4 separate regions of the Mus musculus genome follow, and regions 1, 3 and 4 are each linked to region 2. A link is a loop called in an ENCODE intact Hi-C map of the cell type or tissue named here. Cell type or tissue: left cerebral cortex. All regions are shown on one strand. Region 1 overlaps Cabp1 (calcium binding protein 1). Region 2 holds the start of Pop5 (processing of precursor 5, ribonuclease P/MRP family (S. cerevisiae)). Region 3 holds the start of Unc119b (unc-119 lipid binding chaperone B). Region 4 overlaps Unc119b (unc-119 lipid binding chaperone B).

Region 1 (2,500 bases), 49 kb after region 2:
AGAGCTCCCCAGAGAGTCCACAGACTCTGCACTTGGCCGCCCTATGCCCACTGCACCAGGGATTTCAGGGCAGGGTCCAGCTGTTTCTGTGTTTCTCTTTCTTTTCTCTCTCTCTCTCTCTCCCTCATTTTTTTTTTTTTGGTGTGTGTGTGTGTGTGTGTGTGTGTGTGTGTGTGTTTTCAAGACAGGGTTTCTCTGTGTAGCCCTGGCTGTCCTAGAACACACTTTGTAGACCAGGCTGGCCTCGAACTCAGAAGTCCGCCTGCCTCTGCCTCCCAAGTGCTGGGATTAAAGGCATGCGGCACCACTGCCCGCCTGTATTTCTCTTTCTTAGCGTTATTCTGGACTATAGTTAAATAATTGTACTCCTCACTCTCTCTTGCCCACCTGCGAGGATGTAAACTCCCGTTGTTGTTGTTCCTCTTCATTGTTTCCAGAGCCAAGCACAGCACCCGGCTCATAAATGCCGGGCAAACGATACTTCCTTCTTCCACTTGAATAATTACTTATCAGCGCCTATTATGTACCACAGGCTTTCCTGTATGCGCCGTATTAGCCAGACAGGGAAAGTCCCATTTTCTAACGGAGGAAACTGAAGCTCAGGAATAGAAGGTGATCACAGGCAGAGCTGGGGCTCAACCTTAGACCCCAGATCCTTCCCCATTCATCAGAGGCCATTGACCCAGACCCCTGGACCAGCGGAGTGCTTCCTCTGAGTTGCTTTGCATTTCCGTTAGCGGTCTGCCCCTCCCCAGCTCTCTGGCATCTTTACCCTCTTTCCTGCCCTTTAGCTGTTCCCACCCAGTCTCCTCCTTTTGTGTTCGGGGAGTGGCTTCTTCCTTTTCCCCTCCTCCAGGAGTATGGGCCAAGCAAGGCATCAAGAAACTGCCTAGGCAACACCGTTCCCTGGTCTGCAGCGACACACAGCACCAGAGACATAGTGAACTAGCCAGCGACCTCCTTTTTAGCCTCCTAGGAGGAAGCCTGTGCCACCCACTGGGCAAGGAACCCAGCCATCTTCTCTAATGAAATTCCTGACCAGACATCCCAATGGACAAAAGTCCCTGGGAGAGGAAGCAGTCTGGGCTTGGTGTCTGCGATTGCATCAGGGGCCAGGGAGTAGGTCAACCTCCTGGTCTATCTCTGGCGCCCCCTGCTGGGGAAAAGCTGGATACACGGATAAGAGGAATGCTTCTCTGGGTACCCGCCTACCACTGCCGCGCTCAGACCCGGACATCTGAGGCATGAGAATTCCCTTGCCAAAGCAAGAATTTGGAGGGACAAGGAACACCGAGTCATCTGTAAAGTTCCGACTGTGGGAACTCGGAGGACCATTTTTAAAAGGCAAACCTCCCTGTTCTGCACTCCAGCGAAGCCAGTGAAAAAGACCTTTAGGTCAGAATTGGGAAGAGGATGGGAAGGACCAGAGAGACCTTGGCCACGTCCTCTGTGCCAGCGCTGCCTTCATTCTCCTCTCCTCAAGGCCATCGCTTGGCTTCCCGAGGGTCAGAGAGCCTTTCCACGGCAGAGGGAGCATAAGGAAGAAGCAGATGACAGCTGTGGCTTCAGCTGTGCCGCCAGCCCTGGAGCCTCATTCCATGTCAGCGATGAGGCAAGTGTGAAAAATGGAGCGTAATAGAGACGTCACAAGATCTCCCAGGCCCTCAACTGAGAACCACCTTGCTGCTCAGTCAGCTGGAATTGCCAGTGGCTGATGAGGCATGCTCACCCGGCTCAGTGCTCTCCAGACCCGGCTTACATCTCCCTGGGGTCCTGCGTGTGCATGCATGTGTGTGGTTAGTGTGTGTGTGTGTGTGTGTGTGTGTGTGTGTGTGTGTGTGCCTGTGTGTTCAACCACGCGTGCGTGTGCGCAGGCTGTGAGGCACCCTGGCTTTGGGGGCCCTAGCCAGCTTTCCCCTTCTGGATCTGCTGGCCTAATTCCCAGTTGCAGCTGCCACCTTGGGTCCCCCTCCCCAAGGCAATCTCCCTGCATATTTGGTAGCATAAGAAGGAGGGGCTGAGGCAAGGGGATAGACAGAGAATGGACTGAGCCTAATGCTGTAATCTGTTGTTGATGATCCTAAAGGCTTCCCAGCGCCAGTGCCCTCTGTGATCTACTCTCCAGGGGATTTTTTCCCCCGGTGCTATGCACTTTTTCCTTCTGCCTTCGGCTCCTTAAGAAACTGACTAGAAAGTTAAACCTAGACACACAAACGCACATACAAACCACCAGGAAAAAAAAAAAAATCAGCAGGAGCAGACAGGCAGGCAGGCAGGCAGGCAGACAGACGAGCACGCGCGCTCCGGCTCAGCTCTGTCCTGGAGGAAGAGCGACTGGAGCAGAGAGAGTCGCTGGGGTTGGCAGTGACCCAGACTGAGGTCTTCTGCGCCCCCCCCCCCCGCCCCCAGAAGCCTCCTTCATGGACCCAGAGACCGCCAAAGGGGCTGTGTCAGCGTAGGATGGGCAACTGCGTCAAGTCGCCACTAAGAAACCTCTCAA
Region 2 (2,500 bases):
CCAGGCTGGCCTTGAACTCAGAAATCCGCCTGCTTCTGCCTCCCGAGTGCTGGGATTAAAGGCCTGCGCCACCACTGCCCAGCATTTAAAAAACAAACAAACAAAAAAAAAAAAAAAAAAAAAAAACAGGGTCCCACTCTATCTACCTAAGGCTAGCTTGGAGCCCAAAGCAATCCTGCCTCAGCCTCCTAAGGACTAGGACTACAGGGGTGTGCTACACTTCATTTATCTTGCATGTTAAGTGCATATTCTTTTTTAAAATTTATTATTATATCTAAGTACACTATAGCTTTCTTCAGACACACCAGAAGAGAACATCAGATCTCATTACAGATGGTTGTGAGCCACCACGTGGGATTTGAACCCAGGACCTTCAGAAGAGCCTTCACTCCAGCCCCTAAGTCCATATTTTTTTAAAGATTTATTTATTATTATATGTAAGTGTAGCTGTCTTCAGACAATCCAGAAGATGGAGTCAGATCTCATTACGGATGGTTGTGAGCCACCATGTGGTTGCTGGGATTTGAACTCCGGACCTTCAGAAGAGCAGTCAGGTGCTCCTACCTACTGAGCCATCTCACCAGCCCTAAGTGCATATTCTTAATGGTGTGACTCAGTGAGGTGGATTTGTGTGACTGCCACCCTATTAAGATGTAGATAAGGTTCAGTGCTCCCCAAATTCCCAGGCCCTTGCCAAAACCTTTAGTGGGAAGGAGCCATCATCCCCATTTCTGGAGAGATAGGTTTTGCCAGGCCTTGGCCTGGACATATATGTTTTAAGCATGCAACATGCCTGTAAGTCCGCTGCTTGACTCTATTTTCCTGTCGCCGGTGCTGCTACAGACATTCCTCACGTGCTCGGTATTGCATGTTTTAAGTGCACCACTAAGTCGGTCAGCATTGCCTTAATACACATTGTCTACAGATTTTCTTGTTATCCTGGGTTTCTTGGTGCCTGGCTTTGTAGCAGGGTCATTTTTGAAAATTAGATTTATTTATTTGTTGTAGAAATGTGGAGGTGCGTATTTGCCACGGCCGGAGGTGGCGATCAGAGGACGACTTTGGGAAGTTGGTTCTCAGGACCTCCGTTATGTGTACAGCTGTCATGGCCTCGCCTGGCCAGGTGTGGTAACGTAAAGCAAGACTTATATTTCACAGCTGACTATTTACAAGATCCGAAATCAGTTTTCAGTCTTCTCTTAGCCACAGCTTTAGGGGACCACAGATGTCCCTTCGCAGACTGCCATTCACTATTGCAATCAAGAGGCAATCATCGTCCACAGCCAGCGGCCGGTAGGGGGTGCCAGAGGCCCACTGTGTAGCTCGCCACACTCCCCACTCTCTAAAAATAGCACCAGTGCCTTTATCCTAACCCTGAGACCATTTTATAGATGCGGTCCGGGCCCAGGCCCAGAATTTAACCTTGAAAGCATTGGTCTCCAAACTCCCTGCTCGGATCCACTCCGATGCTCACTGCCCACCTGCTGTAACGTAGCCACAGGCGTGGGTTCGGATCCCCGGTCTTCGTCCTCCGGCCCGGTGCTGTCAGGGACCACACCGCGTCTCCAAAGCAGAGCTTCCCCTTCTAGTTCCGATTATTAAGAATTATTAGGATGGAGGTGTAGGTGGGATTGCACCGGCACGGGAGGGCGGGTGCCTAATAAACAAACAACGGCGAGCGGCTGTCACCCAGAGGAAGCACCCTGATCCGGGCCAGCCGGGAAGTGCGGGCCAGACGCCTCCCGGTGGGCCGGCGGCGGCGACGTGTCGTCGCAGCCTCTCCCGGTGGTAATTAGCCCCCGCCCTCGGCTCCGCCAGCCGCTAATTACACGTCTCCTAATGAGGCCGGCGGCTGTTTGCAATCACCCGGGTCCCCGCCGCGCGGGGGCGGGAGTCGTGGGCCGGCGTCAGGCGGAGGAAGGGGCTGAGGCTTAGAGAGGCGGACCTACGCAGGCATGACTCACGCGGGGATGGAGCCTAATCCCCGCTGAGCCCAAACCTGTGCGTCGTCGAGCCCATTCATCACCCACCGCCCTCATCCTGTATCCTGGGGTGGTTTCGCTTACTATTTATTACCGTGGTTATGGAAAGACTGGGCCTAGCCCAGGTCAGATGGTCAGGTGTGCGTGGGCCGGATCAGGGTGAGTGGGCGTTTGGGGGTCCCCCCCCACACTTTGGGTTTGTCGGCCCCCACTGCTACGTTGCTGGCCCAAAAGGTTAGCTCCGGCTACGCCTTCCAAAAACCTACTTTGAAACAACTAACGAAACCGTTATCAGACTAAAAGTTTAGATAACTGTCTAAGAAGAGGTTGGGATAGTTGCTAAAATGATCAATCAGGGGTCAGGTGAGACGATGGGGAAGGGAGCTTGCGGTCAAGCCCTGATCAAGATCTGAGTTGGATCTCAGGGACTGGCATAGGAAGCCCTAGAAAGGTGTTCTCCGACCTCCGTATGTGTACACGTGCCTCCTCCTAAATAAATTTAATTACATGGGAGCGGC
Region 3 (2,500 bases), 100 kb after region 2:
TCTTCCAGAGGTCCTGAGTTCAAATCCCAGCAACCACATGGTGGCTCACAACCATCTGTAACAGGATCTGATGCCCTCTTCTGGTGTGTCTGAAGACAGCTACAGTTTACTAAATAAATCTTTTTTTTTTTTTTTGCTGAAGGGACCCTGATATAGCTGTCTCTTGTGAGGCTATGCTAGTGCCTGGCAAATACAGAAGTGGATGCTCACAGTCTTCTATAAGATGGAAAACAGGGTCCCCAATGGAGAAGCTAGAGAATGTACCCAAGGAGCTGAAGGGGTCTGCAACCCTATAGGTGGAACCACAATATGAACTAACCAGTACCCCCAGAGCTCATGTCTCTAGCTGCATATGAAGCAGAAGATGGCCTAGTCGGCCATCACTGGGAAGAGAGGCCCCTTGGTATTGCAAACTTTATATGCCCCAGTACAGGGGAATGCAGGGCCAAGAAGCGGGAGTGGGTGGGTAGGGGAGCAAGGCGGAGGGAGGGTATAGGGAACTTTCAGGATAGCATTTGAAATGTATATAAAGAAAATATCTAATAATTTAAAAAAAAAAAAAAAAAAGCATGTGTTTTAAATATCCAGAGTGACTGGAGTGTGAAGATTCTCAGGTCAGCACCCTCGCACCTTCCAGGAGGCGGCTCCTCCACAGGCCCCGCCCCCAGGAGCCCGGGCCTCGCCCCCCAGGAGCTCAGGCCCCGCCCTGGGCGCCAGGGTCCCGCCCCCGCTCTCCATAGTTACGGCGCCCCTGAGGTGGCGGCCATCTTGGTGGTGGAGCGATGAGCGGGTCGAACCCGAAGGCTGCGACTGCGGGTTCGCAGGCTGGGCCCGGCGGGCTGGTGGCTGGCAAGGAGGAGAAGAAGAAGGCCGGCGGCGGCGTCCTGAACCGGCTCAAGGCGCGACGCCAGGGGCCCCCACACACGCCCGACGACGGCTCCGGGGCCGCCGTCACGGAGCAGGAGCTGCTGGCCCTGGACACGATCCGCCCCGAGCACGTCCTACGCCTCAACCGGGTCACCGAGAGTGAGTGGCGAGCGGGCGGGCGGGCGGGCGAGCCGCGCCCTCCCTGGGCACCGGGCCTGGGAGCGCTCGGCGGGCTGGGCCGGGTCGAGTGCTGCCGACGCCGGGGGTCTGCTCGGGCCGTGCTGCTGAGGGCCCCGCTTCCCAGACCCGGCGAGCGTCTCTGGGCCTGGTCCGACCGACCCTGCCCACCTTGGGTCCCCGTCCTTGCGACCCCAGCCCTTAGCCGGGTTCCTGCCCACCCATCCTGCTGATCTGACCAACCCCAGCTTCCCGCAGCCTGACAGAGCCCCTACCTGCGGACCCCGGCTCCTGACAGCCCCTCCCCCTCTCGACCTTTGCTTTCGGTCCCCTCTGGGGTCGGGGACCCCTTTGTGTCCAGGTAGCTTGTGCTTCCGTCAAACACGTGGCTGTTGCGTTCCTTGCACACTTAAACTTGGTTGCATTTTTTTTCCACATCTCCCCCCACTCTCCCCCCCAAAAAAAAGTTTAAAAGTTTGAGCGTTTGTAGAAACCGAGACGGGGATCTTCTTGCTCTTGAAAATTTCTTTTCTAGTGAATTTACAGTTGGTCGGTGTTTCAGAAGTACGATTTTTTACATCTTTTAAGTCTTTTTTGACTGGTGTAAGGGATGGTGGGAAGAGAGACGTGTCTGCTCCCTGATGATCTACCTCTGCCTTTTGGAAGCTGCCCAGTCCAGCCCTGACCTGACACCCTTTCCTCACCCACCCCCACCCCAGGAGTTTGCAGTCACCTGGTTAGCCTTGGCTTGCCCTTTTCACCTCCCTGCCCTGGAGACTTCTAACCCTGTTTCCCTGAAGGATGTCAGAGTATCCGCTGGATTGCTTCACTGGGGCCCCTGGGGCTGTGAGGTGTAGTTCAGGTTGCTCATGGAAATGGAGTTTGAGGGAAAGTGGCTATTAACTGGCTCAGCCTGTGCAAAAGGAAGCCTCCATCTCCTAAAATAGTTTCAATTTGATTTGGGATGTTTGGTGACCCAGTTTCCTAACACTGTTTGGGGTGGGGACACTCTTTCCTCTGCCCAAAAACAACTGTAGATAGTCATGCTCGCGGTCCCGGAACAGTGAAAAAGCTGCTTCAGTTCTCTGTTTTCATGGGGGATTTGAAAGTATAGAAATGGCTAGTACCTGACCACTAACATCCTGTGAGCCTCACTGGTGTCTTGGACTGTCAAATGCCTGGCCCTACAGACATGCTAAGGACACTCGGGTCTCCCCTGATGTATGTCCCTTTCCCATCTCTGAGAGTCCTTAGAGAAAGCCACAGCCAGAGCTTAGTGGCCTTTGGATTTTATCATTCTTAAGTTCTTCTGTGATGTGTTTATAAAAAGATAAAGAGGTATAGAATAGGTCCTTTGAGGGTGTAGTGAGGTATGGGGGAAGGGGATGTCTCAGCGGGCCTGTGCCAAGGCATCCCTTCCCCTTGAGGGACCTGCCACACAATGGTATAGTATAGA
Region 4 (2,500 bases), 110 kb after region 2:
CAATATGACGTGTGTTCTCTCAGTCTCAGGTCCCTGGCGATTGCATGCTCTGGAGTGGGCGCTCCACTCTTGTGACAACAGCACCCAGGTGGGGCGCCTTCGAGCCGGGCAGGGCGTCCTGACAGAATCTCATTCTGGCCTGAGCTGACCTGGAGGTGCAGATGCTTGCAGGGTTAGATCAACTGGTGAAAGCAAACCGTCCAAGGGTGTGGAGTTGAGTCAGAGTGTACACTGCATTGCTGTGGCCCGGCTGAGCACAGAGAGCTGAGCATGGCTGACACTGCTTACACCTGAGATGCCTTTCCCTATGGCTAGGAGATGGCCCAGGGCTCTTAAATCAGAGCCAAGTGGAGGGAACCGGAATTGTATTCACCTTCTTCCAGTGTGGAAAGAGGGGAGGGCAAGGGCTTAGACAGACAGACAGACAGAAGTTCCCTAGGCAAATGGGCCTCTCTAGAGAGTGGCTTCCCTCTGTTCCTCTGACTGGGCACCTAAGGTTCTTTTGGCTTGCAGGCCCATAGCGGTAGGAGGATGGAGACGTGGGGAAGAGCATGGTTCTTCTCCCAGAGGACCTGGGCTCCATTCCCAGTGCCTACACCGGGGCTGCTCACAGGGCTTTAGCCTCACTTCTGGCATCTGAGAGTAGCACACATGTAGTGTACAGATGTCTACAGGCAGGCAAAACAAAACAAAACAAAACCTTGTACACATAAAATAAGTAATTTAAAAAAAATTAACAAGTGAGTTGGTTATGGTGGTGCCCCCTGGCCCTTGGGAAGCAGAAGGCAGCAAATCTCTGTGAGTTCAGAGCCAGCCAGAGTGGTACAGTGAGATCCTTCCTCCACAAACCAGACAACCCAGAGAGGCAGGTACAGAGGGGCATGCTACTCTGGGTTTCTGCTGGAATATCCAGAGGTGGCAGCAGGCCAAAAGCAGGGCTCACTGCTGGGCCGGCCAGGAGCGTGGAGGAAAGAAGTGGTCGTGACTGAGAAGTTTGTTTCCTAGGATACGGCAAGACAGATGAGGCTAGGGATGACTAAAGAGTTGATTGCATCCTGGTGTAGAACTGGACTGGACGTCACAGTCCATCTGGCGCCCTCCAGGCTCCCTGGATTCTTTTGCACTCAAGCTTTGCAAAGTGCTGCTCTGTCTTTGGAGGGATGCTGAGCGGCTTCCGCCTGGCTGTGGGGCAGACTCACAGAGCTTGCTCTTCCCTCACAGTTCGTCTGATGATTGAAAATCCCTATGAGACGCGCTCCGACAGCTTCTACTTTGTTGACAACAAGCTGGTGATGCACAACAAGGCGGACTATGCCTATAATGGAGGCCAGTAACTGCTGCGGGAGTGGACAGGGAGGTCCTCTGCCGCCACCACGAGCACCGAGCAGGAATTGCAGCTGTCGCCCGTCAACACCCACCTCGAACCTGGTCCAGGAAGCTGCAGCTGGGGCGGCGGCGGCGGGGTTTTGTGCTCCAAGGAGGTGCCAGCCAGCAGTTTCTCTTCCCAGTGTTTGTTCCCTGCCCCCTAGTTCACAGAGGTATTATAGTGAAGTAAAAGATTAGGGTAAGCTTCCCGGGATCCAGATAAAAGATTATTTCTGTATAGTCTTAGCTGTGCACTGCTTATCCCGACAAGCCTGACTGTCCAGGCACAGCTTTGTCTGCCAGAAGGCTTGTGCTGGGCTGGGCTGCAGGTTCCCAGCCCCTGCAGGTTCCTGGGTGCTTTGGGCAGCTGAGAGCAGCTCACTTCTCCCCCGTCCCGTGCCACTGGCACAGTCTGTCCTCGCCTATGCAGTTAGGCCAACTGGAAGAAACTTGAAGAGGGACTGGGGTAGGCAGAGCCCGGGCTAAGCCACTGGGTTGGGAGGTGGCACCAGAGTCAAAGATAAGGTTTTGAGGGGGCTTCTTACTGCCTTTGAGAAGCCACAGCCAGGCCTGGGGGGACCACGGTCTCAGCCTGGTGGCATCTTCTGTTCTTGCTCTAGAAGCCATGAGCCTCCCTCCTGCTTCCCTGGCCGTGACTTTTACCATGTCCTGCCGTGGCCCTGGGCAGTTCTGTTCACAGAACGGTGTCTCTTGAGTTTAGTGTGCACCCTGTGCTTTGCTCTCTTCCTTCTCAGACTTCTTCGGGGATTTTTACGTCAGTATTTAGAGCCCAGGATGCTGATAGATCGTGATAGGACTGGTCGGCTCCCAGGCTAATGTGGCTCATGGGAGAGGCACAGTTGGGGCTTTAGAGAGAGCTGACTCTGTTTCCAGTGACCCTGGAAGAGAGGCTCTGGGTGGGGACTGCCTCTAGAGCAGTCTGATGTTTAGGAGTGCTTTCCTCTCTGTTTGCCTTTCTGCTAAAGTCACATGGTCCTGCCCCAGACTGCTGCATGTGTGAGTGTTTGGGAAGGGCAGCATAGGCCGAGGTTGCCTGTCAGAGCAGTCCTTAGGTGCGCCTCAGGGGTCCTCAGATCCCCACTGACTGACTCCCACCTCTCTGGCTCCCTAGGTT

The links. Hi-C counts contacts between places; a loop is a spot of excess contacts. Peaks named below come from ENCODE experiments on the same cell type or tissue, not always from the same donor. Only the 100,000 strongest peaks of a DNase experiment are listed, where the experiment ranks them.
Region 1: it touches region 2 in a loop (6-fold over the local background); 20 of 42 quality-filtered maps call a loop at or near these places.
Region 3: a loop joins it to region 2, with 5 times the contacts of the local background. A loop is called at or near these places in 25 of 42 quality-filtered maps.
Region 4: it touches region 2 in a loop (7-fold over the local background); 27 of 42 quality-filtered maps call a loop at or near these places.

The regions. Positions count from the first base shown.
Region 1 is chr5:115,186,017-115,188,516 of GRCm38, reverse strand. The region is part of intron 1 of Cabp1 (calcium binding protein 1); the gene reads left to right. Among named protein-coding and RNA genes, the nearest start is that of Gm35515, 7.1 kb to the left of the region's middle. In left cerebral cortex, a CTCF peak has its summit at 1,163 (motif pointing left); DNase peaks (open chromatin) are centred at 1,145, 1,603 and 2,188; H3K4me3 peaks cover 937 bases; H3K27ac peaks cover 1,682 bases.
Region 2 is chr5:115,234,866-115,237,365 of GRCm38, reverse strand. Pop5 (processing of precursor 5, ribonuclease P/MRP family (S. cerevisiae)) reads right to left here and starts at 1,515. Exons shown (of 6, transcript NM_026398.4): 1 at 1,482-1,515. In left cerebral cortex, CTCF peaks have their summits at 1,091 and 1,290 (motif pointing right); DNase peaks (open chromatin) are centred at 1,303 and 1,904; H3K4me3 peaks cover 1,345 bases; H3K27ac peaks cover 1,438 bases.
Region 3 is chr5:115,133,193-115,135,692 of GRCm38, reverse strand. It overlaps Unc119b (unc-119 lipid binding chaperone B), which reads left to right and starts at 718. Exons shown (of 5, transcript NM_175352.4): 1 at 718-1,026. The coding sequence starts at 783. In left cerebral cortex, a CTCF peak has its summit at 91 (motif pointing left); DNase peaks (open chromatin) are centred at 723 and 1,313; H3K4me3 peaks cover 1,921 bases; H3K27ac peaks cover 671 bases.
Region 4 is chr5:115,124,222-115,126,721 of GRCm38, reverse strand. Unc119b (unc-119 lipid binding chaperone B) reads left to right here. Exons shown (of 5, transcript NM_175352.4): 5 at 1,222-2,500. The coding sequence ends at 1,334. Among named protein-coding and RNA genes, the nearest start is that of Acads, 6.1 kb to the right of the region's middle. In left cerebral cortex, a CTCF peak has its summit at 1,372; DNase peaks (open chromatin) are centred at 601, 1,070 and 1,331; H3K4me3 peaks cover 219 bases; H3K27ac peaks cover 2,500 bases.